Linked DNA regions of Homo sapiens: region 2 is linked to region 1. A link is a loop called in an ENCODE intact Hi-C map of the cell type or tissue named here. Cell type or tissue: Panc1. All regions are shown on one strand. Each heading gives the region's core, and the rest is flanking DNA. Links, peaks and the distances in the headings are about the cores only.

Region 1 (15,549 bases), core at 4,183-12,182:
GGGACTACAGGTGCCACCGCGCCACCACATCAGGCTAATTTTTGTATTTGTTTTTTTTTTTTTTTTTTGAGACGGAGTCTCGCTCTTTCGCCCAGGCCGGACTGCAGTGGCACTATCTCGGCTCACTGCAAGCTCCGCCTCCCGGGTTCACGCCATTCTCCTGCCTCAGCCTCCCGAGTAGCTGGAACTACAGGCGCCCGCCACCGCACCCAGCTAATTTTTTGTATTTTTAGTAGAGACGGGGTTTCACAGTGTTAGCCAGGATGGTCTCGATCTCCTGACCTCGTGATCTGCCTGCCTTAGTAGAGACGGGGTTTCACCGTGTTGGTCAGGCTGGTCTCAAACTCCTGACCTCATGATCTGCCTGCCTCGGCCTCCTAAAGTGCTGGGATTACAGGCATGAGCCGCTGTGCCTGGCCTCTGCATTTAAACTTTAGTGGCATGCCATGCAGTGTTTTCCTCTTAGGCATGCCTTTCCAGTTCCTACAGAGTCTACCCTGGCTCTCAACTTGCCTGCCAGCTATGCAAGATATTGCCTATTGACCCTCAGCATTGATTTTCACTCCTTTTCTAAGTTTTTTTAATCACAGGGGCAACAAGGCAGGCAACTACATTTCCCACATTCCCTTGCTACAAATGATTTTGTTAGTAAAATAGACTTATGCAAGATTTGGTAGATAGAAAGGAAGCTGAGGCTTCCTTACAGTAGAAGCACTTCATGCACAAATTGCAGCAGGCTCCGTTTTTGCAGCAGCCATACTTTATTCTACTGTCTAGTCCAGGACTGTGTATCAGCTGTGACACTGGTAGTGGTTTTACACTGTTCCCAGCCATCGTGCAGCAGCAGCATTCTCCCCATCCTCTGAGTAGCAGCCACGGTGGCATGATCCAAAAACATTTCACAGCAGCCCCTTAACTTCCACTTTCCCTCCCTTCCTACAATTGTGTAAGCACCTAATTCCCTGTATTAAAACCTTCCTGTTAGAAATACCTAGAGTGTTTTCTAATTTCTACACAGAACCCTGCAGTGCTATCTCCCACCTCTACTCCCTTCTTCTCCCCACTCCTCTGCCCATCCTGTCACTCTACTCTTGGTGGTCACATTCTTCATATTATTTTATTCATCCATGCCTTAGTGCCAGCCATTCCCTTTTTCTAACATACCCTGACATCCCCATTTCTCTTCCTCTGTCAGGCTACCTCATATGCATCTTCCCAAACCCATTTCAAATGCCCATCCCTCAGGAAGAAGTTGTTTTCCTCACCCCATTGTGAGATCCTTCAAGGCAGGAATTAAGTTTTTCTCATCTAGGGCCCAGCATTGGGCTTAGTATATGAACAAATAATCAACCATGCTGAAAAGGATACACAATAGTGCACCTTGACTTATTAGAGTAGCTGTAGTTTAATATGCAATGGCAACATGAAAATAGTACAATAAACAGAAGCTTCTCACCAAAATCAAACATTTTATGCATAGCTCTATTGCACCATAGTCGTGCTAATTATTTATTTACTCAATAAACATTCATGGTTCCTATGCAAACAGAAGTAGCCTTGGTGGGAGGGCATTCTACCCTCTTTTTTTCTCTTTAATAACGGTAGAGAAATCTAGAAACTTAATGCCCAATGGAACTTTAAAAATTGTCTTATTTGTGCACCTATTTTACAAGGAGGAAATCGAAACAAGGAAATTAAGTAACTTGCCCTGCATTAAACAATAATTTAACCACAAAGCTGAGACTAGAGCACAAAACTCCAAATTTCCCAGTCCTGCACCCTCACCCCTATGCTATGCCACTTACCAAGCTAAGACAAATTGTTTTAACAAATGTGATAGGTGTAGTCCATACAAACCCATCAAATAGGTGATCCATACAATTCCCAGATTGTATTAATTTTACAGACCACACACTTGTATGTGCAGGAAGTTGTAATTTTATTATGCAGACAATCCTCTCTTTACATAGTAATGCAAGACCATAAAAACAGTCATGCATACTGAAAGTGTGCAAAGCAATCTTCACATTTGAACTGGTCTTGAAAGATGCCTATTAGATTGCTGGGTGGGAGGCGTTTTAAGCCAAGTGATTGCTGCAAAAGCATGCATGCATGCATAATTGCAATTGTTCTGTGACTTCTTAAATTTTTATCAAGATATTAAAAATTCTCTTACTGTTGGCTATAGAGAAATGAAAAGATATTAAAACTAATATTTAGTATATAATTTATAGTATTAGAGAGATTGAGAATTAAAATGTTTTGTTTCTTTGTAAAAACTTATCAAGAGCAGCTTGAAGAACTCTTACCTTCTCATCAACATATAACTTACGATAAGTACTGAACATCTTTTTTATGCCTTGGTGAATTGTCATGTTCCTTTCTAAGTTTGGATCAGCTTCCAACATTTTATCTTTTACACTTTTGATTGCAGAAAATATCTCCAAGAGTTCATTTAATGGATAGTTTTTACAGACATCTCTTCCTCTGGGGCACCTTCATGGTTTTCATCACAGCCACATTCCTCACAGGTTGATACATTCACCCTAAGTTTCCGTAACTGCATATCTACAGTTTCTCATATGGTACTTCACTTTCATCTTTACTGGCCAATTCTCTCTTCTGATTATTCATTTTATTAAATGTCATGTGTCTAACGCTAGGAAACAAACAGGCAACATTACTCCATGCTTTGCTGTCTACATGAAGAGAGACTTTATGCATCAACAACAGACTTTGAAATAAATGACGGCCGGGCACAGTGGCTCATGGCTGTAATCCCAGCACTTTGGGAGGCCGAGGCGGGTGGATCACGAGGTCAGGAGATCGAGACCATCCTGGCTAACACGGTGAAACCCCATCTCTACTAAAAATACAAAAAATTAGCCGGGCGTGGTGGCAGGCGCCTGTAGTCCCAGCTACTCTGGAGGCTGAGGCAGGAGAATGGCGTGAACCCGGGAGGCGGAGCTTGCAGTGAGCCAAGATCGAGCCACTGCACTCCAGCCTGGGCGACAGAGCGAGACTCCGTCTCAAAAAAAAAAAAAAAAAAAAAAAAGAAGAAGAAAGAAATGACATGATTGCTTGTTGGTCATGATGGGCATCTGTTATTTATGTAGAGAGTGTATCATACTAACTAAAATCTGAATCATATTATTAGAAGATTGATATTATTTAACCCATGACAACTGACATACATGCATATTAGAACCAGGCAAAGCAAGGGCTGCCTATATATATATATATATTTCTGGGATTGAAATTAATTTCTATTTTAAGCCCTCATTCTACCTTCTGGCAGAAATTAGTCTCATTCAATTCAGCCTCCACTCTACACACAACTCCCTGAAACTCTCTAGAGGCAGTTGAAGTACTTTTAGTGGCAAGTATTTGAAAACATAATTCAAACAGGCTTAACAATAAGGGGCCTTGTTGGCTTACATCACTAAAAGCACAGAGGTAGGACAAGGACTCCAGCTCGTTTTCGCTCCAGTTCATTTGGTTCCGCTTTGCTCCATATGTAAGTTTAATCCACAGGCTGCAGCCTTCTCTTCAAAGGAAGAGAAGAAAACAACTTATCAAAGTTCTTCCAGAGGGGTAAGAACTTTCTCAGAGTTCCCCAGTAAGTATCTCCTCAATTGTTATTGGTCCAAACTGGGTTCCGTACCCGTTTCTACACCAAGTTAGGTCCAGATAGGATTATCTTTATTCCATGTCGACCTACCCTGGAACTGAAGCACACGGGCTCCTGGAAGCTGGGGGAGGAGGAGGGTAACACTTGACCAAAAATCAGGTTCTGTTAGAATGGAAAAGGCATAAAACAGATGCTAGCTAGCAACAGCAATTTCGCTACAGCCCTGAACCCGCTTCCTACAGTCACACATCAAGCCATGAGCAAGGGTAGACTGGTTCTCAGTCCTTACCTGTTCAAATTGTCATCAGCTAAGATGTACATTTTCCCTTCTGCTCTTTGGCCCCAGTTGTCCCTTTTGATGTCACGGCAACTTCCTTGGGCGCCAAATCCACTCCCTGGAATACCTGGCCGGGCCTTGCTCGGCCCCCCTCATTGGAAGGCAAGGCCACTCTAGGTCAGCTGGCTCTCAGTTCAATGTTACCACGGCACTCACAGCCCTTACGAAAGCTTTCTACTGCCTTCCTTACTCACCGCCCAGGGGCCCGGGAGAGGCTCATGAGGCTGTCTTGGCTTCTTTCTGCCAAGAAAATCGTCTAGGGTGGGACTAAGCCACAGTTTCATTTCCTGTGAAGTCTGCCCCCTTGGAGCCGCCATTTCTAAAGCTGCAACTTGAAAAGCAATTAGCTTTTTAAACCCTACAAGGCCACTCTGTGAAGCCTTTCAATTATGTTGTTGGCATAAATCTTAGAGAAACTCTTGTACACAGAGAGACAGGTATAACAGTGTTTATTGTGCCATTGTTTGTAACAATCAAAAGATATAAACAAACTGAAGTTCCAACAACAGGGATAAATAAACTGTGATCTCTTTCCATAATGTACTACTACTAAATAGTTTAACTGAAATAGCTAGATCTATATGTAACAACATGGATATGTCTAAAATATATACTGCTGAGTGGAAAAAGCTGTAAATATAGCAAAGGTTAACAGTTGGTAATTTTGGGATATAAATTCTCATGTCTTTTTTGTATTGATCTCTGTATTTTTCTGTATGATGGAATAAGTTGTAAAATTAAAATGAATACAGTTGACCCTTAAACAATGAAGGGGTGGGGACTGTGACCTGCATGTAGTCGAAAATCTAAATATAACTTTTGACTTCCCCAAAACTTAACTACTAATAGTCTACTGTTGACCAGAGGCCTTACCAATAACATAAACAGTTGATTAACACATATTCTGCATGTTGTATGCATTATATACTGTATTCCTATGATAAAGTAAGCTAGAGAAAAGAAAATGTCATTAAGAAAACTATGAAGAAGAAAAAATGTATTTACTATTCATTAAATGAAACTGGATCATCATAAAGATCTTCATCCTCATCATCTTCACATTGAGTAGGCTGAGGAAGAGGAAGGAGAAGGGTTGGTCTTGCTGTCTCAGGGGTGGAAAAGGCAGAAGAAGTGGAGAAGGTGGAAGGGGAGGCAGGAGAAGCAGTCTTGCTGGGTGTAACTGTTTTGAAAAAAAGTCCCGTGTAAGTGGACCCACACAGTTCAAACCCATGTTGTTCTAGGGTCAACTGTATTTTTAACAATTTTAGAAAATGATAACCATCTGTTTACTATGGTTATCAACAGTTCCTAGATTTTGGATTTTTGTGATAAGTTATTACATTGGCTTGAAGACCTGTGATCTCTTCCTGGAGGAGGTGTGTACATCCTTACCATGTTGAACTCAAGAGTGGCCATGAACTTACTTTTTCTAAAGAAACTAGATGGAAATGATGTGTGTTCTCCTGAAACAGAAGTTTTGAAAGACTGCTCATGGTTTACAAGATCTTGTTTCTCTCTCTGCCAAGAAACCAGATGCTCCAAATGGGCTGCTCTGTTACTGTCTTGGGCAAGAAGCAGAGCTGTAGCCAATCTGCAATGAACAAGGACTTGTCTTCAAGTTGTTGAGTTTTGGGGTTGTTTGCTACCTCGACCTAATTTAGGCTATCCTGACTGGCATAATTTAATAATAATAATAACTGAGGGGACCAACACAGCATGGCCAACATGGGATTTTAGAAAGTCAGAGCTTTCAAAATCATTGCTAACATTTCCCAACACCATCTTTTGTTGTTGGTTTGGTTTTTTTCGGGGTTTTTTTAGTGCAGAAGTTATTCTAGCAAAATAATAGTGACTTAAACTCAGTGAATCCAACACTGAAACCTTAACTATGCCCCCTCGACCCCTACCATGGCAGCTCATTTTGGCATCAGCCTTATGAAACGCTTCCTTACAGAGAAGCTTTTGGGATAAACCAGTGATTTCAGCATCAGTGTGGAAAGACTTTTCAAAGGATAGATCTATACAGATAATTTTAAGGGGATTAATTTATTTATATCTTCAAATTCCATCTGGGTGCATCTCTAAAATATATTTGCCTAGGTAATCTCTGGTCAACTGTTAAGCTAGTTCTCTGTTCCCATTGCCCCTTTCTCTAAATTTTCCCTCTCATTGCAAAAGAAGAGCTTACCTCCCATGCAATTGAAGGTTACAAACATTCCCTGTCTGGGGTATAGAAACCTCTAGAACATCCATCACAGGGATGATTTGAAATATTGTCTGTGCTGAAAGAGTAAATTATTCTGATGACTGGGCACCAAATCCTGCTGCAGGTCCTGTAGTTTCCGATTCCTTGGCTGTCAACAACCTTGAAGCAAAACCTAATCAATGTGTCTACTGGTCATTAAAAAAAGAAAATTATTTAAAGTATAAGTCGGCTGGGCACAGTGGCTCTCGCTTACAATCCCAGCACTTTGGGAGGCAGATCACCTGAGGTCAGGAGTTCGAGACCAGCCTGGCCAAAATGGTGAAATCTCATCTCTACTAAAAAAGATCACCTGAGGTCAGGAGTTCGAGACCAGCCTGGCCAAAATGGCGAAATCTCATCTCTACTAAAAATACAAAAATTAGCCACGCTTGGTGGTGGGCACCTGTAATCCCAGATATTCAAGAGGCTGAGGCAGGAGAATTGCTTGAACCCGGGAGGTGGAGGTGCAGTGAGCTGAGATCACGCCACTGCACTCCAGCCTGGGCGACAGAGCGAGACTCTGTCTCAAAAATAAAATAAATTTTTTAAAAAAGTATACATCATTTAGGGCAAATAACTTGGAAATTGTTCTAAAAATTCAGTTAATGCTGCCTAATAAAATTTCTTCCATACTTATTTCTGTGACTGAAGTTTCTTGAGGCTTACAACTAGAGAAAAATGATAAATATGAATAGTATCGATGCTGACCCTTGTCTCATTCTAGCAATAATATTCATCATGGATATGTAAACTAATTTTTAAAGCTTCATATATCTCAAGTATTAATTACTTTTTAATGTTTAATAATTATTTTAAATAAATTTAAATAAAGTAAATAAAATTATTTTCAATAAATATTTTAACATTTGTGTTTCAATCAGTTGTATACTTAAAAATGTAGATAACTAAAGCCTTGTGGTCAACAGAAAAAATTATAACTTAACTTTTAATTTATATTTATTTTTGTTATAGAGAAATATATATAGTGTTTTATATATACATAATATTAAATATAGCATTATATATTAAAACATAAATGTGTGTAAAACAGAATTTAAGTCTATTGGGGAAATGGAATTCAAATATAAGACCAAGGAGGAAAAGGAATTATGTGAAAATTACTCATTTATAAAAGCTTTTTTGTGTAATTTAAAAATAGCTGATGGTGAATATCAAATCCCACTGGTATTTAAATTCCCTTCTATACATTTAAAGGAGAAATATAGCAATTTTATTTTGAAATGTCAATATTCATGAACCATAAGAGATTATATTATTTACAACCATTTAAACTTATAATTAAAATGTTTACATATCAACTTAAAAATGTGCCATAAGTTTTCAAAATTATTTTCAGGGGCACGTGAGCAAAACCATCGGAAGGTCTCAGAGATAGAGCTTCTTATACCCATCCCTCAGCTCCCGCTAGGCTCCCCGCATTGTCCACACGGTGGCAGTAGTGTCTGTGCAGCCTGACGGATTTCCAAAGCTAGAAGACTTCTAAACCATTTCTATATTTCATTTGCAATCAACGTGTTAAATAAACAGTTTACATTTCCCTTGCATTAGAGCAATAAATGTCCACTGTGACTTACCACTGCTGAATTTCAAAATATTTCATTAAAATTTCCAGTCATGTAACAAATAAATAGCTATAAATACCAGAGCTACATAAATCACTTTTCACCCACCTGGGAATGAGCCGGACGTTAAATTCATTTTTACACTCCTCCCTGCTTCTCTCTTCCCCACTGTTCACACAGTGTCTGCCCACCCCTTAGCTTCAGTTGCTAAGCAACTGAAAGAGCTTTGTTGTTCTTGAACACTAACCATTAATTGCCCTCATTTTCTCCAATGAGAACATGCCTGCAGCCCAAATTACCTCCTTTTCCTGAAGAACAGACCAAGATGCTTATAACTTATGCTAATCATAAGGCAAATCCCATCCCAATAGAGAAATGCAAGAAAAGGAAATCCAGAATGCTTGAGCAACTCTGAACATAGTACACAAACACTGTGCTCATAAGGGCCAATTTTGCCTTATTTAAAAGATTATGATTGTATTGAGCACCTATTATATGCTAGGCACTATGCGAGTGCTTAACATGCATTATTTATTTTAATACTCAACCCCACTTTTTGAAGGTTTTTATGCCTCAGAATGGGACAACTTTTTAAGATTGAGTTGGACAAAAGGTAAATTGTTGTTTTAAGGAAGGGGAAATGGGAATGGAAACTGGCTTACCAGTTAGGAAAATCTGGTTTTCTCTCTTTTTTTTTTTTTTTTTTGAGACGGAGTCTACCTCTGTCGCCCAGGCTGGAGTGCAGTGGTACGATCTCGGCTCACTGCAAGCTCCGCCTCCCGGGTTCACGCCATTCTCCTGCCTCAGACTCCAGAGTAGCTGGGACTACAGGCGCCCGCCACCACACCCGGCTAATTTTTTGTATTTTTTAGTAGAGACGGGGTTTCACCGTGTTAGCCAGGATGGTCTCAATCTCCTGACCTCGTGATACGCCTGCCTCAGCCTCCCAAAGTGCTGGGATTACGGGCGTGAGCCACTGCGCCCAGCCAGTTTTCTATCTTAATTTTTACTTTAATTATCTGGATTGGAAAGCTCAGGCCCTTAGAAGTTAAATGACTTGCCTAGATTCTGTCAGAACCTAACGCCATTGTGGCACATTGCCTCTAGCTCATATTGGACACAGAATGATGTGGGAATTACTATCTTTCAACATCTTTGCCCAACATGTAGAAATATGATGAAAATTTCTACATTAAAATTCTGGTAGTCTCTTGATGCATGAAAGAAATGTTTGCGGTATGAGGGGAGTTGTGACCCCAGTTTGAATCTTGCTTTGCCACTTGTATAACCTGAGAAAGTTCCCATCTCATTTGGGGCCTCAGTTTTTCCTCTGTAAAAATAAAGGTAAGTACTATCTACCTCATAGGAATGATTTGAAGATTAATGTTGTATATTAATTGGAGTATGTTAAACTCCTGTAACAAATGGACTGCAAAGTGCATAATGGTTCAAACACTATGCAGGTTTTCTTCTCGCTCACCTTGTAGGGCAAGGTAGGCATACCTCATCAGCAGCATGCCTCTGCTTCAGGGGAACAGGTTGACGGCAGTTCTGCGGTCATCAACACAGGACTTTCAAGATCACCTAGGCATCATTTTCACCCAGGGAAGCTGGAAGCAGGGAAAAGGGGAAGGAGCATATTTGAGAGGCTTTTGGAAGTCAGACCAGGAGATGGGACACGACTTCCACTCACATTCCATCAGCTGGTACTCAGGCACAGAGACACAGCCATCTGCAAGAAGCTGAGAGATATAACCTGCCCGAGTGCCCAGAAGAAAGGAACCCAGAATTTGGAGAATACCTAGCAATCTCTGCCAAGGGTCATGTTTCTGTAATCATTTCTTACTATGCACAGAATAAGAGTTGAGTTAGTGTTAGCTTCTTCCCTTCTCTCATTCCTTTCTCACTTTTTCTCTTGCTATCATCCATTCTACTATATAAATAATATTTCTCATATCAGATATTACCATTGATCACAGAATGAAAACTCTTCAAATGATATCAGAACAGCAAAACAGAGATGAGATGATTTTTATAAAAAACAACCTCTTGCCAAGAAGGGATTTAGGTTTACTTATATTTGTTATTTTAATTATGATCATAATTACCTCTTTTCTAAGACATCATTGGCTACAGAATACTTGACTTGCTAAACTACAAAATAAAGAAATATTCAAAACAATACTGGATTCTCCATGTTTTATTTTGTAAATATTCTAGAATGTCATAAATTCAAGTGTTTGAGGGGCCTCTCGAGATCAATTTATCAAATTTTCCCTGTTTAGAGGTAAGAAAAAAATAAGTGTAAATGGAGGTGACACCCCTAAAATCACAATGCTAGTCAGTGGCAGGGCTGAGGCTCTTAACTTTTGGTCAAGATTATGAGGAAAATGTATCTAAAGCCCTTATCAGGGCTCCAGAGATGGTGATAACTATTGAAGAGGCACATGTAAAGTGCTTTGCAAATCTAGGGCAGCTTAACAGAAGCATGGACATAGCTGATTTCCTCAGTAGGCTGATGCAAAAATACCAGTTTTATCTAGAAACAATATCATTTTTGGTTGAAGTCATTTATCAAATTAGCTACACAATTTTAAAGCAAGAAAAACAATTAAGAGAGTTCACATTTGACAGGGAAATAAAGTGAGAATTGAGGAAAGTCCAGATCAGGGTGGGAGAAGAGACTGGGGAAGCAAACCTAAGGGGAACAGGAGATATTTGCATGGGATGAGACAAGATGGTGGTGGTGGTGGTGGATGGAGCTTCAGCAGCCAAGAGCCAGCATAAAGGCTCTGAATAGCTAAGAAGGAGAGTCTTTTTCACCTTACTTATTAAACATGAGAGTTTACATGTCAAAAAAAATTAGAAGACAGGTAGATAAATGTCATCACCCCATTTTAAAGACAAACAAATTCATGCTTAGAGAGCAAAATGATTTGCCAAATAAAAAAGCAGAGCTAAGACTTGACCCTGGGTCCTTGACCCCAAATCCACCAATCTTTCCACTAACATATACTATTTAAAAACTGAAAAGTGACTTACCAAAGACAAACTCTATTCACTTCATGATTTCACAGTTACAGACCATGATAGATTGATCATAAATATGGCTCCTATTCTCTACCCACCCCGTTTATCCATGCTCATTGCAACGTGACTTGCAGTTCTTCCTATCAGCTGGTAGAGTCTATTTCCTCACCTCTTAAACCTGGCTGGCTTTGTGACTTGCTCTGGCTAACAGAATATAGCAGAAATGATGACATCAATTTGAAGCCAGACCACAAGAGAACTCATGTGCTTCAGTTTTCTCGTCTTTGGATTTCTGCCTCAACCCTGAGAAACTGTCTGGGCTAAGCCAACTGGAAGATGAGAGAGAGACTACTTAGAGTGGAGTAAATTCATGCCAGGAGCAACCTTCCTCAACCAGATAACAGAAAACACATGAACAAGCCCAGCTAAATTAGTAAAGCACAGCCCTTAAAACAACAACTCTTGGCCGGGCACAGTGGCTCACGCCTGTAATCCCAGCACTTTGGGAGACCGAGGCAGGCGGATCATGAGGTCAGGAGTTCCAGAGCAGCCTGGCCAATAAGGCGAAACCCCATCTCTACTAAAAATACAAAAATTAGCCGGGCATGATGGCAGGCGCCTGTAATCCCAACCCTGGGCAACAAGAGCGAAACTCCATCTCAAAGAACAAACAAAAACTCTTTATTATTATTCCCTAGTCTACTGGGCGGGTCTGTTTATCTTAGAGTTCTATCAACTGTCTATTCCCAATAGACTAGTGAATAATAATAAAGAGTTGTTGTTTTAAGCCACTACATTTTGGGGTAGTTTGTTATTCAGCAACTGCTAACTGATACAAGGGAAACCTGGCATTCAGAGCCAGATTGAGCATCAGGCTAGCTCAACAAATCCACAAAGATTCACCCAAGTATTGCAGGAACATATATGTGTGTGAGAGAGAGAGACGAAATATATACCAACTACCTCTACTTTCCACAGCTATCTTTTGTAACTAGCAAAATGTACGTTGCTCCTGCTTCTGGGAAAGTAGAAATTATTACTACATAAAAAACAGAAATTACTCCTTTTAGTCACAACCACACCACCATTAAATAAACATTTAATAAATACCTAAAAACATTGTTGTTATTGTTGTTTGAGACAGAGTCTCGCTCTGTCACCCAGGCTGGAGTACAGTGGTGCGATCTTGGCTCACTAAAACTCTGTCCCCTGTCCCCTTCCGGCTCAAGTGATCCTCCTGTCTCAGCCTCTCAAGTAGCTGGGACCACAGGTGCTGCCACCACACCTGGCTAATTTTTTGTATTTTTTTGTAGAGACAGGGTTTCGCCATGTTGCCTAGGCTGGTTTCGAACTCCTGAGCTCAAGTGACCCACCTGCCTTGGCCTCCCAAAATGCTGGGATTATAGGCGTGAGCCACCACACCCTGCCAAATATCTAAAAATATTAAACCAAAGGGCACCAAGTAATCAGATGCCCAAGGTGCCCCTATGTTTCTGTTCAATCGCCTGCTTTGTATATATAGATCATGGTATAAAAATGCTCCTAGAAGAGTATACTAATTGTCCTCATTTCCTCGAAAAATATCAAAAGCAAATGACAAGAGAAGTACTTTTCTAGTCCAGAAATAGAAACATTAGGGCTTTGAGAGGTAAGATCAGGTCAAAATGCGATGGCTGAAAAGGATGTCTCATTCCTCCCTATCTTTAAGTCTCCCTTCCTTCCTGAACAACTTGCCCTGTGTAAGAGACTGGCCTGTAGAATATCAATTCCAGATACCAACTCATCTTTAGACTTTGCTGAGTTTGGAGTTTGGAGGGTCAAGTTTCAAGAAAACCAGGTGAAGTCATTTACGAGCTAGGCAAGAGTGGAAATTCCATATGGTTTCTGACTTATAAAAAGTAAAATAATATTTTTAAAAAACTATCTTCTCTACTTCAACTTGTTTTCTTAAAGTATAACCTTGTCTTGTGGTTACTCTCTAAAGGGAAGTATTTTTAAAAGTCTTCTCTTGAAATAAAGTTATTCAAGTTCAAACTTTTGGTCTGTGTCAGCAAGTATTTGCACATACTGTTTGCCAGCAGGCTGTTGGTGCCATACAACTAACTGAAGGCAGACTGCCTTTCTTCAGACCCAGGTTGGACGGAAAAATGGAGAATAATTCTGACAGTTACATTTTAGATCTAATTAACATGGAAAACATTTAAACAGAGTGTAAAGAGCTCAGTTCTCTCATGCCAGAAGCCAATTATTTCCCCCACTTAACATGAGAAGGGATTGTTTAGTGGTTAGGAGCATGGGTTTGGGATTCCAGGGCTCTGCCATTTACTTGCTGTGGGACCTCAGTTTTCTCCTCTGTACAATGAGGATAATGTTTGTGTCACAGAGGTATCTTTAGGAAAGTGTGCCAGGTATGTAATAATAAATAGCTAATATTTATTGGGGTGGGCACTGTACTACTGTACTAAACGTGTGACATCTTCTGTTGTGTTTGAGGCATTAAGCTTTTGGGTTTATTTGGTACAGCAGTTTGATCTGCCCCAACCAATACAGCTGACAAGTGCAGAGTAAAAAGCCAAATATGTGAGTTGAATGGTGTGAAATGCTAGTGGGATCAATCAGTGATGGCCCAATATCCCACCTCCAGGAGGGAAACGTATGTAACAGGCAATAGAACAAGGAGCCAAGGGCATGCTCTTTCATTTCAGACAAACTTGGCTGAAGCCCCGGCTCTGCCACTGACTAGCTGTAAGGTAGCAGTTATATCATTTAACCTTGCTGAGGCATGGCCAACCCAAGTGTAATGTGGGGATGATAATAATCACCTGAGGTTTTGCCAGGATTGAATGATGTTATGACATAAAGTACTTAGCACAATTAATAGATTTCATAACAGTAATGCTATGTCAGTATGCCAGCCTATGGGTGGGAATGCTCCTACCCTTGCTAATGGGCTGAGCTGGTGATACCCACACAGTTCCTTATTCTTCAGTCTTCCTTCTTGTCTCTGACTTACTTCTCCTATCCTTCTTGTTCCAAGAGTAGTCCTCCAGATGTAACAGTAACAATAATTAGGGAACCACTTTTTATCACATTCCATCTGGATTCGATTAGATTTCCAGTCCTTGTCATTCTTCCTATGATACTTTTGCACTTCTCTTTAACATATTCATTCATCATGAGTTATCTGTGTCATTTTACTAATCGAACACTAAGAGCAAGATTATTTGCCTTTTTCCATGTTCTGATGCATACTTCCAGTTCTAATACACAAGTAATGACTTTATTCTCAGCCCCAAGCACTAATCACATATATTCAGTTCAAGGCTCACATTACTTATCAGTGGGAGGAAGCCCAGATGGAAAATATTTTCACAAGCCAGCTAGCATATTCCATGGAGTGAGAAGAACTCTCAGCTCCACTGACAAGTAATGTCTACCACTAGAGAATAGCCTCATCTGGTCAGGCACAGTGGTTCACACCTGTAATCCCATCACTTTGGGAGGCTGAGGTGGGAAGATTGCTTGAGCCCAGGGGCTCGAGACTGGCCTGGACAACATGGCGAAACCCCATCTCTACCAAAAATACAAAAATTAACCAGGTGTGGAGGTATGCACCTGTAGTTCCAGCTACTGGGGAGGCTGAAGTGGGAGGATCACTTGAGCTTAGGAGGTTGAGGCTGCAGTGAGCCATGATCACACCACTGCCCTCCAGCCTGGGCGACCAAGTGAAACCTTGACTCAAAAAGAGAGAGAGACAGAGAGACAGAGAGAAAGAGAGAGAAAATAGCCCCATTTGAATTTTCTAAATCAGACCTGGCAATGATATCATCTATATACTCTACATCACTTTGAAATGAGGATGTATGTAAAGCTGCCATCTGTCTTCATTTGTCCTCACGAGAGTCTCAGGATCAGCCAGACAAAAAGATGATCTCAAAGGGGCATACATCCCCTCACTGAGGCTGCTGCTGCCATGAGGAGAATGTCCCTGGATCTTGAAGACTTCCTTTCTCCTAAATTCCACTTTTTGCTAGACTCTTGGGGTACCATAGTTTTATAGCAGTCTGCAGAGTAGGCAAGGAGGGTTAAATCATGGATTTCTCCCCTTTCTGCTGCCTTCCCCTTACACATATCCCACTAGTGCCATCTCACTTCAGGCCATTCAGTGGTGTGTCATTCTCCAAAGGTAAAGTACCATTCTCATTGTTGAATGCTGTTTAAGTATCTCTACTTTGTTTTGTGTCAGTATTTCTTACAATGTACTAGATAGCGCAATCAATAGGAGTGCTGATTATTCATGAAGGCAATCCTGCTCTTTTCCATCTTTTCAAGTATTGAGTCAAGTCCCTTAGGTTTCTCTGGGGTCTAATGTCATGGTCACAACCAGACTTCCAAGTTCATGAATATCTTCCATAACATATTAAATTGTACTCCAGTGCACTATTTTTACTTGACTAAATTGGCACTACTTGCTTACCCCGTATGACTGTTACAGTATTTCCTGGAATGACTTCAACGTTTATTTCATTGTAAAATGCTACAAACCACATTCTGTTCACAGTAATATTCAGCTAGCACTTTAACTCCAATATGCCTGGCACACCTAAACTTCTCCTTTCTCTTTTCTCCCATTTTAGTGCTCTTCAATAGCTGAGATAGAAAAGGAAAGGCAAGAGTTATTCAAATCAGTAAATTTAATTTCTTGGAAAAGTTATACATTTCA
Region 2 (15,549 bases), core at 3,776-11,775, 190 kb after region 1:
ATATAGTAGCTATCATCCAGCATACTATTCACCAAAGATGTGTCAAAATTTTGACAAATGAATCCAAACCAAGCCTCACATTTTTCTCTGTTTCATCATTATTTCTCCTTACCTATAACACTCCAGCAAAAGTTGGAGCACATCTTTTCAAGTAGAATGAACTGGCCAACTTAGTGAAACTGAAGAGTTGTGTTTTTAATACTTAAAATTGGGGAAAAACAAACATTAATCCATTTATTAAACATGAACAGAATCAACTATCCATATAGGCAGGAGGTCTTAGTGACTTCCTATTTATACCCCTTGGAGACTCTAGAAATACTAAAATGAGATTCACTAACTAGATTTAAGCCACTCAGCATATTATAATACTAGTCATTCTCATCTCTGTGTGAATTATTTTCAGAATTCTTTTCTGAAATGCAAGTGAAAATAAGATACTAAAGGACTGGAAATTAGATGGGAAATTCTGGATCACACACCTGTCTAGGTTTGTTGGATAGGTAACTTTAGAGCAATGAGACTTAAGAATAAGAAGAAAACGGAATGATCATGATGTTTAAAGAAAAAAGAGGGAGAAAATAATCTTAAAAACTCAGCCGACTTCACAACTATGCTTAGACTTTACCTTGCTACTAGAAATAAAACCTCTTCCTTGCTTATTGTTTATGCCTTATTTTCTACAGGAAAATATAATTCCTATAGAAAGGCGAGCTCAAGTATTGTAATTACCTGGAAATTAACAATATGTATGTTAGAGTTCAACAGACTCAAATTCACTTTTACTGAAATATTTCAAATATTTCTCAAACTATGTTTTAGTGTTAAAAATTATATGCTAGCTTTTATCATTAAAGTGCCTCTGAATCATTTTAATAACATAACAATGTTTAAAAAATCTCATATTTCACATACAGATGTCTAAATTATTTAAATAAATTAAGATCAAATGTACAACATACAAACATTAATTTTATACAAGAGTACAAATTATATTATTTCATGTACAGTTTAAAATATAGTTAAAAACAACACACTTACTTTGAAAGAAACTGTACTGTAGCCCAAACACCACCATACATTAGCCCTTTAATGAGCCAAGAATCAATATTTAGGTCTGCTATAAACCCAACCAGCCAAATAACTAGGAAAGGAGTTCCTAACATTACTTTCTGCCGAAATTCCTGTATAGAAACAAAAAATTAGAAAAGTTTTTGCATGTTTCAAGTAATCTCAATCTGAATCATTGTTACCTTTGTGAAGGCATGCAACAGCGGGTGAAATTCATTCACTCAAATTTGCATGCTATGTATCAGTACTATTCAAGGTGCTGGTGTCTGTCTTCTGGAGACAGGCAATGAACAATTTTAAATAACTTTGCTAAAATTGTGGAAAATAAGAACAGAAGTTATAGCAGTTGGTTCTATATGGTTAAATATAGAAGACAGTACTACCTGCTTAACACATACACTGGCTAGCAAACAGTTCATGAAAAATACCACCCCTTTTTAACAGGGGCACTGATAACCAGGGAGACAAGGACAACTAGAATGACTAATAGTATAAGAATTATAACACATAAGGAAACCTGAAGATGCTTGCCTGGAGTAGACATTTCAAATGATAAATAGTATATTAAAATCTTAAAATGAGATAAAGAATAAAAGCAAACAATCCATAGGCTCCTAGAGTTCACTGAATGAAGAGATGTGTCTCTGAACAAAGATCAAGGCAGAGTGCTCAATACTCCAAAGGTATTTCCATTTCATTTCTGTACTGGTCTGGTTGTTAAAGTCCATACTTGTAAGTATAAAACCTACATAACTCCTGGTAACTTCTATCACAATTTTATCTTTATAGCAACCAAAGAAAGTCTACTGCCTCTTCCATGTAAGAGCCCTTCACAAACTTATAGCCAGTTATCAAGTCTCTGTTCAGTTACCTTAGGTCACAAAACTATGTAAGATATTCAAGGCAGGGCATGGTGGCTCATGCCTTTAATCCCAACACTTTGGGAGGCCTAGACGAGAGAATCGCTTGAGCCCAAGAGTTGTAGGGCAGCCTGGGCAACATGGCAAAAACATGTCTCTACAAAAAATACAAAAATTATCTGGGCATGGTAGCACGCACCTGTACTGTATCCCAGCTACTCGGGAGCCTGAGGTGGGAGGATTACCTGAGCCCAGGGAAGTCAAGGGTCAAGGCTGTCGTGAGCCTGGGCAACAAAATGAAACCCTGTCACACACACCAAAAGAAAAAAGAAAACCCCAGCTGTGGTCTAACAAAGCAGAGTATGAACACTGCTTTCCTTACTGAATATTTATCTTCCTAAAAGCTAAGGTTATATTACACATTTTTAGCACCCCTTTCATACTATCAGCTTCCACTGAAATAAGTGGGATTTTTTTTTTTCATATAAATGACCATGTCTTCCCCAATTTGACCACTGTAATTCATTTTCTGAACTAAATGTGTAATTTTAACTTAGAGTAATAATTAAACATCAATTTCAGGCTTTAATTTTATGCTGCAGCAAAATAACTAATCCAATTCTTTTTTCTAATAAGTATGAACTTTATATCAAGACATTAGAGAAGATTTACTACTCAGGAGACAGAGAGTGTATGGGTACATAAAATGGTACTATAAAAATATAATGGTAATGTGCTGCTATGTGAGAAATCTATTTTCTCTTATATTAGGAAAATTTTCAACTATATAGTAAATGTGAAAGAATTATATAGTGAAGTCTATCCACCACCTAGATTCAGAAGCCTCTTTTTAAATTAAACTTCTTATTTTGGAATAATTATAGATTCACACACAGTTGTAATAAATAATACAGACAGATCCTAAATATCCTTTGTCCCCCAATGGTAACATCTAGCGTATCACAGTAGCATATCACAACAATGGTAACAGTAGCATGTCACAACCAGGAAACTAACCTTGATATAGTCCAGCTACAGAATATTTCCACTACTTAAAAGGATTCCTCATATTGCCCTTTTATAGCCAACTTCCCTCCTACTCCCAAATCCCCTCTAAATACTAATTTAAAGATGTCCCTCCAACTTATTAAGAAGATTTATTTAACCGTAAATATGCCTGTCTAAAATCCTTTTACTTAATATTCTAAGTAAAAAATCTAAGATATTTAAAATCCTTTTACTTAATATTCTAAGTAAAAATCTAAGATTTTTTAAATTGTTTTCTAAAAATATTGTCCCCCTTTCTTTTTTTTTTTTGGAGATAAGGTCTCACTCGGTCACCCAGGCTGGAGTGCAGTGGCATGATCTTGGCTCACTGCAGCCTCAACCTTCCGGGCTCAACCAATCCTCCTGCCTCTGCCTCCCTACTAGCTGGGACTATAGGCGCACCACCACGCCTGGCTAAAGATTCCATCTTTATCTGTCTACCAGCAGTATTCAAAAATATTTTCCCCCTTTTGGAATGATATTTTTATTTTTCTTAAGGGAATGACTTTTTAAAATAAAACACTATTGAGTCTTAGGTGTCACTACTTTCTTTTTTAGTTTTAAATATAAAACACACTTCACAGGCTAGCAAATCAAAACATGTTAATGACTGAAACTTTTCCAATGTGACATGGAAAAAGAAAGAACAGTCTACATAATTACAGATGCTTAATCTCACAGGTCCCCTAATCATCATAATTTTTAAATATATGATGGTTACTTTCAACCTTTAAATATCACTCTCCCAATCATCATAGGCTTTAAAAGGAACCTTTATAAAAATTTTAATATATTTAAAGCTACTAATGAAAAAAAACAGGAAAGAAACTCCATTTCTGAACTGACCACAATCGTATACAAATGTTAAAATTGCACTAAACTTTTAATGAAGTTCTTTTTAAAAAATCATATCCAAACACATAAACCTGATGTATAGTTTAATAATGCCATAAGTAACTTTACATATTAATGCAACATCTAAAATTTGTAAGTCATTTATGACTATATGTGTGTGTGTGAATATACATATATAAAATAAAACTTCAAAATATTCACATTCAACAAAACGAAAGTGCCAATATTGTGGGATTTTCCAAAGTAACACAAGATTTTTTTTTACTAGCCTAATTATCATAAGACAGCCATTTTTCACTCTGTTGAGCAAAACTGCTCTAAATCCTAGAAAACTGAGCAACACAAAATAAATCATTTTCTATATCATATCTAATAATTAAACAGAAGAGTTAACATGGCATGCAAAAATTGTTCATTAGTCTCAGCTTATAGGGCTGAAAACAGCCAAGTTTATAAACTATGAATCTAATTCTTCTAAGTAACGGACCAGGGGACTTTTCAACTGATTAAAGAAGTCCAAACTCCTATAAATAAAGGAGGCACTGCTTTCAAGACTGCTTCTCTTTATCCTAAATTTGTCTTTTTGCCTTGGTAACAGATAGATCAATATTAACTTTAAATAATCAACATTGCCACTAGAACAGCCTAAACACGATATACAAAAGATGGTACTCAAAACTTAATGCTACTCAAGTTGTGATTACTGACAAGTTAGCAGACATCTTGACAATTATTTAGGTACATAAAGAAACTCTACGGCAATTAACTTCTTTTTTGTGGGAAATAAGATTGTGCAGAACCTAGACCCCCTCTCTGGGGGAAAATATTCTAAGTTTTAGTATCATATAATCAGGCAACTGAGCCAACAGTCATACAATTTAAAACTGAAGGTATATGGATGATCTAAAATGAGTTTTCCATAGAAAGGTCAAGAATATAAGCTCTCTGAAAAAAGGTATACAACATATCACAAAAGAATGCAAAGCTCAAGTTAGAGCTGGAGTTGTGAGTAGTTTAAAAAGATATGTATTAGAACTAAGCTATTTCACAATTTATTATCATACTAACAAACAAGCATTCACTAGAAAAACCTTTATTTTTATCTATTACTTAACAAAGGCCAGTTGAATCAATGAACCAAAATGTACACGAGTAGCCGATGGAGATTTAAATAATTTCATATATACCCATCCTTCTTAATTATTAGCCCCAAAAGGTCACCAACCACGTAGGTAAGAGCCCTTGGAAACTTTGTTATTTACCTTCATTTATTCTGAGTATAATAATATTTTAAAAATTACATTGAGAAATGCCAAAATTAAAGGCTGTAAATACTCGTGCTAAGTAAGTGTTCCTAAGAATCCTACTTAAAAAATTATATATCGAAAATCTTCAGCTGGGCGCGGTGGCTCATGCCTGTATTCCCAGCACTTTGGGAGGCCGAGGTGGGAGTATCACCTGAAGTCAGGTGAAGTCATCTGAAGTCACCATGGCCAACACGGTGAAACCCCATCTGTACTAAAAAAAAATACAAATATTAGCTGGGCATGGTGATGGGCACCTGTAATCCCAGCTACTCAGGAGGCTGAGGCACAAGAATCACTTTAAACCGAGAGGCAGGGATTGCAGTGAGCCAAAATCTCGCCACTGCACTCCAGCCTGGGCAACAAGAGCGAAACTCCGTCTCAAAAAAAAAAAAAAAAAAAAATCTTCAGTTATGAGTTTACCTTATCAGCTTTCAGCTTTCTAAGGAAGGACGGATTGTCATATCCTTTTGCTTGCCTTGCCTCTTGTAAGTGGTTGATCATCCACACATTTTTTCTCTGTTTTGCCAAATCAAGCGCTGATTCGCCCTGATAATATAAACAGAAGAAATTCCTATTAAAAGTTTAAAAGCAGGCTATCTTAGTTACCTTTAAAGAACTTCTATAAAAATTAATTTACTGCCCTATTAACGTTGTTTTGACATTGTGTAAATTACTAAAAACACCTGCATCATTACATGTTTCTTATTACGCTTTCCCAAAGAATAATCACAAAATGTATTTTCTCATCATATTCCGTAGATTTTATTTTTGCCTGTATTTTGACATATTAGAGAGCAAATCAAAAAGTAGGTATTTTAGTACCTGCTGGATCAGAGGCTATCACTAAGTTTATCAGTTATTTCATATTCTTTAAAAATTTCATTAGTAATAGTTATTGCTACAAAACACCTTGCTATAATATCAAGTTGCCAGAAATCTCTCAGTTTTATTTCAACAATGATAGGAGTCTTCAGAAGAGAATAGGAAAGAAAAGGAAAAGTCAGTCTCTACTTCTACCACTATTGTACTGGCATTCTTGATTTATATTCATTCACCCACCCAGAAGTTTCCAAAGTAAACGAGAAATGATTTTAAAAAATAGCAAATTCAAGTTATGAATTTGTATCTCCCTTTAATCCTAAGAAAAAGAATGCCAGGGAATTTACATGATAGGAATAAAATGTATCAAAGTAAGAAACAAATAAGCATTCCCAATTTTAGGTCTATGCTTCTTTTTGCCTTAACTAATTTAAAATTTAAAATCTTATTTCTCCTTTTGCAAATTAGTCAGACACCTACATTTCCATTTATTTAATGTGTTCCACTATTTATCTACTTCTTCAAATAGAAAAGCAAAACTTTAAATGCTTACCAAAGTTTCAAGAATGTAAAGATGAATATTCAAAATTACTTTTAAAAAGTAAAACCACTGAAATTTTATTTCCAAAAACAAGGTCAAAAAGAATAAAGCAATAAAGAGCCTTGGGGTGCCTTATTTATGAGGGATGATTACTTATTAAGTATAGTTTATTTAATATTATAAAATAAAAATAAACAACAAAATAAAACACACCACTGCCACCAACAGCAACAACTATTACAAAACAACAAAAAGCCCAACCAATCCTTTAATATAAAGATCAATGGTATTTAATAAGAAATGGGCTAATCTAGGAGTCTTCCACAAATAGGGATATTTACTTTAAAATATTGCCTTACCTATTCCAAAATTCCATCACCTAAGTTGTCAGAACCAGCTAATTAATCCAAACTATAAAGATTACCTGAATAAAAGCAATCCCTTGGGTAACAACTCCCCGGGAATATCCTGCAGTTGCCTCGGTCCAGCTGAGCATCCCTTCCACTAGAGGGCCATGTGACACCTAAGGATTGCCTAGACAAAAAGATTGAGGGAGCTTTAAAATATCTTTCAACTACTCCTCCAGTCATCTAACTATTTTTGTATAGTTCTTTTATTCAGCTGGTAAAATAAACACTCAATTCATTTAAAGAAGTATATTAAAACCAGGGTTCTGAGTTAAGTCTATATCTATTTGATCACTCCATGTCTCAGCCAAAATAATAATATTAACAATAGCAACAACAGCAAGAATCTACATGGAGTAATTATAGACTATGTAACTGTTAATAAAAGAAATCATTCAAAGGTTTTGGTCAGATAAACATTATGGTTGGGGGTAAGATCACTCAACATTTCACCTACGTAAGGTTGAATTTCATCGTCAAATTTTAAAAAAATTTTTCCTTGGTGACCATTTAGGTCAGGTATTTAAGAGGTAATACAAAACTATTTTCTAAAAACAGTTTCTTACCTCATTTCAAGAGGTCTTTCAATACATTAATGAACAGAGCTCAGTAATTTTATATTCTGTACAAGCTAAAAACTATGCCCTTTGATAATTTTAGAAAGAAAAGATTATAACTGCTTGTGTAGCACTCAGAGATTAACTGTTCCTTCCAAACTCAATTCATCTAAATTTATCAGTATAACCAAAAACATATGCTAAGGATTATTATTTTTTTAATCACAAATGAGATACTACCACAAAAGGGATTACTGGGTAGGCCATAATTGTGTTTTGTTTTTTATTCTTAGTATTCCAAATCATTTGTTTCCCCTGTTGTTGCTTTACAAGAAGAGATTTAAAGCTATTTCATGTAGCTATTATCTAGGGGCTTGGTTCTTAAATTCTTTTGAGTCTTTTCTGATGACAGCCACTTTTCTTCCTCCCAGAAGAATGCTGATACAAGTAACTTTTTTTCAACAATTTCAGGGGTCCATGGACCCACACCTCCTCCAACCAAAGTCTACTGGGGGGACTCCAGATAAAAAAACCTAGGGTATACAGCTATTCCTGATCCTTCCAGAGATGAAAACAGCAATTTTAAAGTTACCTATCATTTAGTATAAATTGTCTTTTTTTTTTTTTTTTTTTTAAGACATAGTTTCACTCTTGTTGCCCAGGCTTGAGTGCAATGGCACGATCTTGGCTCACTGCAACCTCCACCTCTCAGGTTCAAGCAATTCTCCTGCCTCAGCCTCCCGAGTAGCTGGGATTACAGACATGTACCACCACGCCCGGCTAATTTTGTATTTTTAGTAGAGACAGGGTTTCTCCATGTTGAGGCTGGTCTCGAACTCCTGACCTCAGGTGATCCGCCTGCCTCAGCCTCCCAAAGTGCTGGGATTACAGGCATGAGCCACAGTGCCCGGCCTCATTTAGTATAAATTGTCTTTAAAATAAGTTCTATCTTGTTTTGATAAAGGAACGTTTGTTTATACATGAAAAGAACTGAGTAACTAATATGTGAAGGTAAATCTCTAGTTAATATAAAGAAAGATTTCTAAGACACTTAATCATATATAGAAAATAGGTATTTTAGGGAAAGGGGATCTTATAGAATTATTATAACACAAAGCGTAATTTTTCATATTCTTTGAAAAATATAACTTTTTATAGCTATTAAAGCCATAGCCAGATTTGCAGGCTGCATCTTATCGTTACAATCCACTATTATCAACAAGATTCTTTCTTAAGACTTAAAAATGGAAAAAGCATAGGTATAAATAAATTTGGTTAGATTCCTGGACAAATATTCTAGGTATTTTTTTAAAATAAATGTTTCCTTTTCAAAATTGGCAGCAATTTAAGTTTACTTAATTAGCTTAATAGTTCACACGGCTAAGACACCACTTCAAATTAAATATTACCAAACAGAACCAATTCCTATCACCTTCATCCCAAAAAGTCCTTCTTCAGTCTTCACAATCTCAACATATGATATCACAAGACGCTCAGTTACCCAAAACAAAACCTAAGTCATCAACGATGGTTTCTTTTATCCTCACACCTAATCTACCTTCTTATTTCTACTTTAAAATATCCTCTCCAAATCCAGTCATTTCTCTCTACCTCTACTCCTCTGATCCTAGGCTAAGCTAACATTATCACTTGTCTGATTTATTGCAACAGCCTAACTGATCTCCATCTTTTCCATTTTCTTAACTCTTCAATGCATTCTCCATACATCAACCAAAGTAATGTTTAAAAAATATTTAAAACAAAAAGCAGATCATATAATCAGCCTACATAAATCCTTTCAAATGTTTCCCATGACTGAGAATACAATTAAAGCTCTTTATTATCGCATTGCATGATACAGCACCTGTGTTTCTCAAGTGACTTCACCATCTTGCTCACTGTACTCTGGCCACACTGTCCTTATTTCTGCACCTCAAATACTGCAATCTTACTCCTGTTTAGGACCGTGCACTTGCATGTTCCTCTACAAGGAAAATTTTTTCCCACATGTCTCTGTATAACTGATCCCTTCTCATTACGTAATTCTGAAAGCAAATGTCATCTCCTCAGAGGCATTCCCAAATCACTCTCACTGGATGTGGTCCTTCCATCCCAGTCATTCTATCACATTTGCCTTTTATTATTATTCACTTACTGGCTGTTTCCTCAACAGAATGTACATTCTGAAAGAATAGAGACCTTATCTGTCTTGAACAATGTGACTCCCCACCACCCACCATTGAATAAGAATTTGCTGAACGAATAAATACATGGTTTCTATTAGAAGGTGATAAGACTTAAGTATGTTGGGAATGCCTCTGAGGCAGATCCCCATTTTTAAAAAAGGCATTTGATACTCATTTCATCTTTTTAATTACATATAAAGTGCATTTTAAAACAAAAATCTACTTTGTCACCAGTGTAGATACAGGTAATTTTTCCCCTGAAAGTATAAATGTTCCCTGAGCAAATACAATAATTCCTTAGACTTTATTTTCTTTAGAAGTACCATCACTCCAGAAGCTACCAGGGAATTACATGAGAAAAATTTTTTGTCAATAGCCAACCTCTATTACATGTGACAGATAAAGTTAAAACATTAATAAAAAGAAAATAACTGGAAAAAAATGAATTTAAAAGCTCTAAGGTACAATAATTAGCTCAATTATAGACACTGTAGACTCTGGAAAGTATTCGCATGAACTACAATAATAGTTAAGGAAGTTACATTCTATTTCATTGTTTCTTGGCACCAAATAATTCTTGTGCCTGAACCTATAAAACATTAAAAATACAAAGTTCAAAATCATTTAAATAATTTTAAATATCTCTACTCTTATCATTAACTTTCTGTTGAAATTTGCTGTAGATTATTCCTTTTACTAAGAGTAATTTAAAAGTTTACGCAATGGCTAATGAGAAGTACAAGTCTTCATTATTTACTTGAAAAGACATTGAATTTAAAAACATACCTCAAATCCCAATGACTGTGACTGAATTTAACCTAATTTTATATGAACAGAAAATAAACTTTTAAAAGCTCTAAAAATACACACTACTAGTTTCAAACTCCAGAACTGTGTAGTCATCTTACTGTCATAATTCTTTGGTATTACTATAATTTCAGTATACTGATATGGCTATTGGCAGAAGGTCTACAGAGTCTTACTATTTGCCAAACTAAAATTAATCCTGTTTTTTCAATAATACTAAGTATCTTTAAATGTATTCCTCGTGCATGATCACCTTAGGAATGGCTGTCTGGTAGCAAAGATAAAAAAAAGTAGTAACACTCTGAATTCAGATAAAAAAACATGAGGTAATCTCACATAATTTTCTTTTAAGTATATTGATCAGGTTTAGTCAAACTTCTCTTTTCTTAACCTTCAGACCTGGGATCAGCCAATTTACTCATTCCAGTGTTATAAACTTTTAAGAGCATCCTATTTAAAAACATTCAAAAAGCAAACATTTCTCTCTATAATTTCTGAAGTGGCAGAGGTATCCCAGCAGTCATGAAAACTACCTTAGGTAAAACTCAAGACTACATAAATCTTCATTTACTCAGTCAGTAAATACCTAGAGTGCCCATCGCTTATCAGGCACTATGATATGCTGACTTTCTTCTTTCCCTATGTTTAGTGGCAGATATGGAACTATTCTGATCACTTTTGTTAGGGACAAGAAGACTTGAAATTTTTTTAGAAGAAAGAAAAATATACATGATTTTATCAATCTCTTATGGTTTCCAATATTAATTTACTTTTAACTAAATGTTTGTAATTAGACTATTTCTAAAAATTGATAAGCTTAACAAATTATGCTCCATAAAACTAGCCTAAACTATTTTATTTTAGAAGTTTATCCTTCTCCTCTTAAAGTAACTGAATCAAGGAAGAACAAACTATTCCTTGGAACATAAAGAGATACCCTGATCCAGCAGGAGATAACCTACTTTTTGATTGGCCATTTCAGATTAGTATGTGTCCTGAACCCCCTTCATATTTAATTAGCACATATCCCTTAGAAATTTAAGAAACATAACACAGAAAATACTATAAATTATAGCCAAAATTAAAGAACATTTGTCAATGGGTATAGTTACTTATGAATGCATATGATTAAAAGATGATGTTTAAAGTAATTTCGCAGAACGAGTTCGTTGCTGAAAGACATGGTGGATCCTGAGGCTTTAAAAATGAAAAGAAATAACCAAAATTTTGAGACTAGCAATAGAATCTTATTGCATGTATTAATAAAATGTTTACTGATTTCTAAATGTTTAGAGTGCAAATGTTAATTGTGCTTGGCTCTTAAATAATGTTGTAACTTTTCCTGGATTAGTCCACCATGGTGGGGTGGGGGTCCTCCTATCAACACCATAAAGGCATTTATCAAATTTAAATCTCTTGATCTTTAAAAAAATAAGACAATAAAATAACCAAGTCAAAGAATTATTAAAATGTATTATGCATAATGTGGTTTAACTGTAAACCTGTATTGAAGAAGTTTCTTTCAACTCTGACAGTCTATGAAAAACTTGTTTTATTACAGAATTCACATATTAGCCACATTTCATACAGTATTATCAATATAGAATATTTTTACCTTGATATTCTGGGCATCAACATTAGCTCCAGCTTCCAGAAGAAGGCTAATGACTGTGGTATTCCCTGCTAGCACTGCCCAATGCAGAGCAGTGTTTTTGTGATACTTGTCACCAAGGTTAACTGAAACATTGAATGTTAAAAGCAATCTAGTTGGATCCACACTGAAAAGGAAAAAAAAAAAAAACAAACAACAACAACAACCCTAATTTCAATTATAGAAATCATTACAAATACTAAACTGATTATGCTTACAGTAGCATTCCATTTTGGAACACTTCTAACCTACTCAACAACTTTAAAATCAATAATGAGACAATATTCTAATATGAAGTATTAAGTATGTATGACACCATATAAAATAATATATTAATAGTTTCAGGGGATAAGCAACTTGGTCCTGATATTTTCTATTTTTGACCTAGAAATGGCATTAATACTTATACAATTCAAGAATAACACTTTTTAAAATTTAAATTTGGAGTCTTCCAAAAGTGATCTAAGACAACTTACTAATTAATAAATTTGTCAATATGTAAATCACATGAAAAAATTAATTAATTTTTAAAAAAAGATAACTTCTTTTCTTAGATATTGTTAAAAGAGAAACAGATTAAGGAAGCTCTAATCAGTGAGGGAGAGACAGCACAGAGATACCAGAACATCCAAAATGGTAATTTATATATACTATAGTCATAATAAAAACTGTAAATATTAGTGAGTATAGTATTAACTGCTTTTTCCTCTCTCTTACTTCATATTGTATTATGCTGAAATGGCCTAAATAAGTTTTTTATAGTCATTACATACCTATGTGTTCTATATGCTGCCCACATTAAAGGCGTCATTCCATTCTGATCCATCATATCTACATCCTGATAAAGTAAAAAGAAAAAAAGTCAGACAGTTAAATTATAAGTTCCTAACCAAATTTGCTTGGAAAAATCTAATCTATATATAAAAGGAGAAGCGAATATAATACTACTCAATCAAGGATAATGTATGAAACTTTCTTTCTTAACTTTAAAATGAAACTCTTGTCACTATATACTCTAGTGAACATATATCATGCTTTTACATTATTCCCTTTTAAGATGTTTTAATCAGCCTTTCAATGTTTCACATTTAAAATTCTTAACCTATTCTGACCTTTCAACCACAAAGGATAGGTTAAGTGATTAAGTTTCTGAAAAACTTGTTTATACTAATGCATAAGAGAGAACGACAAAACTGTTTATTCCTAGGCATTTCAAAACAAAAAATAAAAAGAACTGACATTTTAATATACTCAGTTTTTACTGTTACACATGTACATTTTTAGAGTTAAATGATTCTGCAGTTTGTGTGGAAAAAGCAACACACTAAAGCAATCCCCCTGCCTTACTTCCCACCATTTTCACCATTTTTTGGCTCATTATTTTTATATTTACCTCCATATCTTTAAATAAGATGTTTGAATTGCTACTTCTTGATTTTTCAGTTTCAGGCATTATTCTGAAATTCCTTGGTACAAAAAATCTGAATTTTTCTCTTTCCTCTCTGCTACATCACAAATGCACGCCTTTCCTATTCTTTCCTCTCAAGAGATCTATTGTAATTCTGGTTCATATAAACATTTAATACTTGATATGTATTATTATAAATATGCATAAATACTATTCCCAGCCAAACCATGTAATAAACCACTATTTTTCCTCTTCTACTCAATTTTTTGCTTTCCCTGGCACCATCTTTCCCCCACTACTACTTAGTTTTTAGCAAATTATAACTAAAACTTCCACCTATTAAACCGAAACTCTTTCCTAGTTATCTAATTCTCCTTGCGCAAGACTTTCTGATGTATCAGGGACTCTTATCAGTTTCAATGCTCTGAAACTACCTTTCCTAACCCACTCCATTCTGAACTGATTATCCTCTATGCCTGAAATGTGTGTCTCATTAACCTGGAGTACTTTGAAAATAAAAATCATCTCAAATCCATCTTCGTATTCTCAGTGCCCAGCAGAGTAGATGATCGAAAACCATTTATTAAAGGAAAAGACATGCTTATCTATCTACTTTTCTAGGCTTGGCTTTAGAATAAGACATGGTTTTGACTTCCTAGCTCCATCATATAATTGCTATGAGATTGTAGGCTAAATTACTTTAATTCTTAGTCTTAGCTTCCTCATTAAAAAATGTGAAATACAAATAACTTCATAAGACTTCTGTGAAGATTAAATAATGTGTGCAAAGCATCTAGTCAACAGCTGAGAACATAATGGATATTCAATAAATATTAAGTTTCTTCTTCTTCTCTACCCCATCTCCCATTCCTGAATTACATTAAGCAAGCAGTTCTAATCCAAGTTGTGTTACCTAATTCACCAATCAGTGGAGAGAGCAGAGAGTTACAGTAAGCACACTGTAAAACACTATCTCTATGCATCAGTTCTCTGTGAGCCACTGTTAGCAATAGGAATATGTCTCAAATGTGAACATTATCTAAGCATATTGAAGAAAAAAAATCTGAGAACCACTACATTAGATAAGTAAAGCATTTCCTTGGATGTCATTAACTTAGTCACTCACCATGCATACTGTCATAGAATGTTATGCCTTATCCATTACAAATCCATTTCTGGATTTACTTTAATAGTGTTGTCAGGAATATCTTCTGCAACCTCACTCAACATTTCCAATATGCAAGTACATTTTTTAAAATAATCCTGTGGCTTAAAAAAAATATGTTTTCTGAAGAAACAACAAACTTCCTTATTTCTTATATGAGAAGTAACTATTGTGACTTCTTTTACTCCTAATTTCCGTAGGACCTCAACCAAATTTCAGGTCTAATTAAAGCAAGCATGTAAATTCTTATGTTTAAGTTTCTCCTTCTTCTTAGTTGTGTTTTCATATCCTTTTTAAAAAATGATAGTATTAAAAATATCAATAAATAAAAAAATGTAAAATCATGGCACATCTCTAGAGTACTAAAAGAAAAATGAAATTCAACCTTTTCTCTCTTTGGGTCGGGATTTAAAACTTGGTACTTCTTTTCCAAGTTCAGCCTGGACGTATGGGTATTCTCTATTAGGAAGAATTAACAAGCCCAGATCAAAAGCTTATGGGAATTCCATGATCAACAGGGCTCCATAACTTAGCATTTTCCCCTTTTTCTCCTGAAAATCATCCAAAAGAATTGGTAGTGAGCACTAAATATATTTAACAATATAACTAAAACAAAACGATTGTGAAGAATAGAATGACAAAACTGAATGGAAATGTTATATACCCTGACAATGTAAAATTGATATAATTAACAACAAAATGGGAAAATGGAAAAAGGTTGAAATGAAAATATGCTGAGAGCCTCATCTATAGTAGCCATGAATCAAAGAAAACTATCTAAAGCTGAAAAATCAAGTAATAAAAATGTAGTAAAAATTTATCAGAACATAGTTAACATTAAGAAAAACAATATTATTGACTACAGTCG

The links. Peaks named below come from ENCODE experiments on the same cell type or tissue, not always from the same donor. Only the 100,000 strongest peaks of a DNase experiment are listed, where the experiment ranks them.
Region 2: it touches region 1 in a loop (3-fold over the local background); 17 of 110 quality-filtered maps call a loop at or near these places.

What each region holds. Positions count from the first base shown.
Region 1 is chr12:77,003,240-77,018,788 of GRCh38, reverse strand. No RefSeq gene overlaps it. Among named protein-coding and RNA genes, the nearest start is that of E2F7, 55 kb to the left of the region's middle. In Panc1, for the core only: a CTCF peak has its summit at 7,656 (motif pointing right); a DNase peak (open chromatin) is centred at 7,728; H3K27me3 peaks cover 326 bases.
Region 2 is chr12:76,812,543-76,828,091 of GRCh38, reverse strand. It overlaps ZDHHC17 (zDHHC palmitoyltransferase 17), which reads right to left. Exons shown (of 17, transcript NM_015336.4): 6 at 12,882-12,946; 7 at 12,073-12,235; 8 at 5,561-5,686; 9 at 1,042-1,184. Among named protein-coding and RNA genes, the nearest start is that of ZDHHC17, 56 kb to the right of the region's middle. In Panc1, for the core only: CTCF peaks have their summits at 6,775 and 6,996 (motif pointing right); a DNase peak (open chromatin) is centred at 7,041.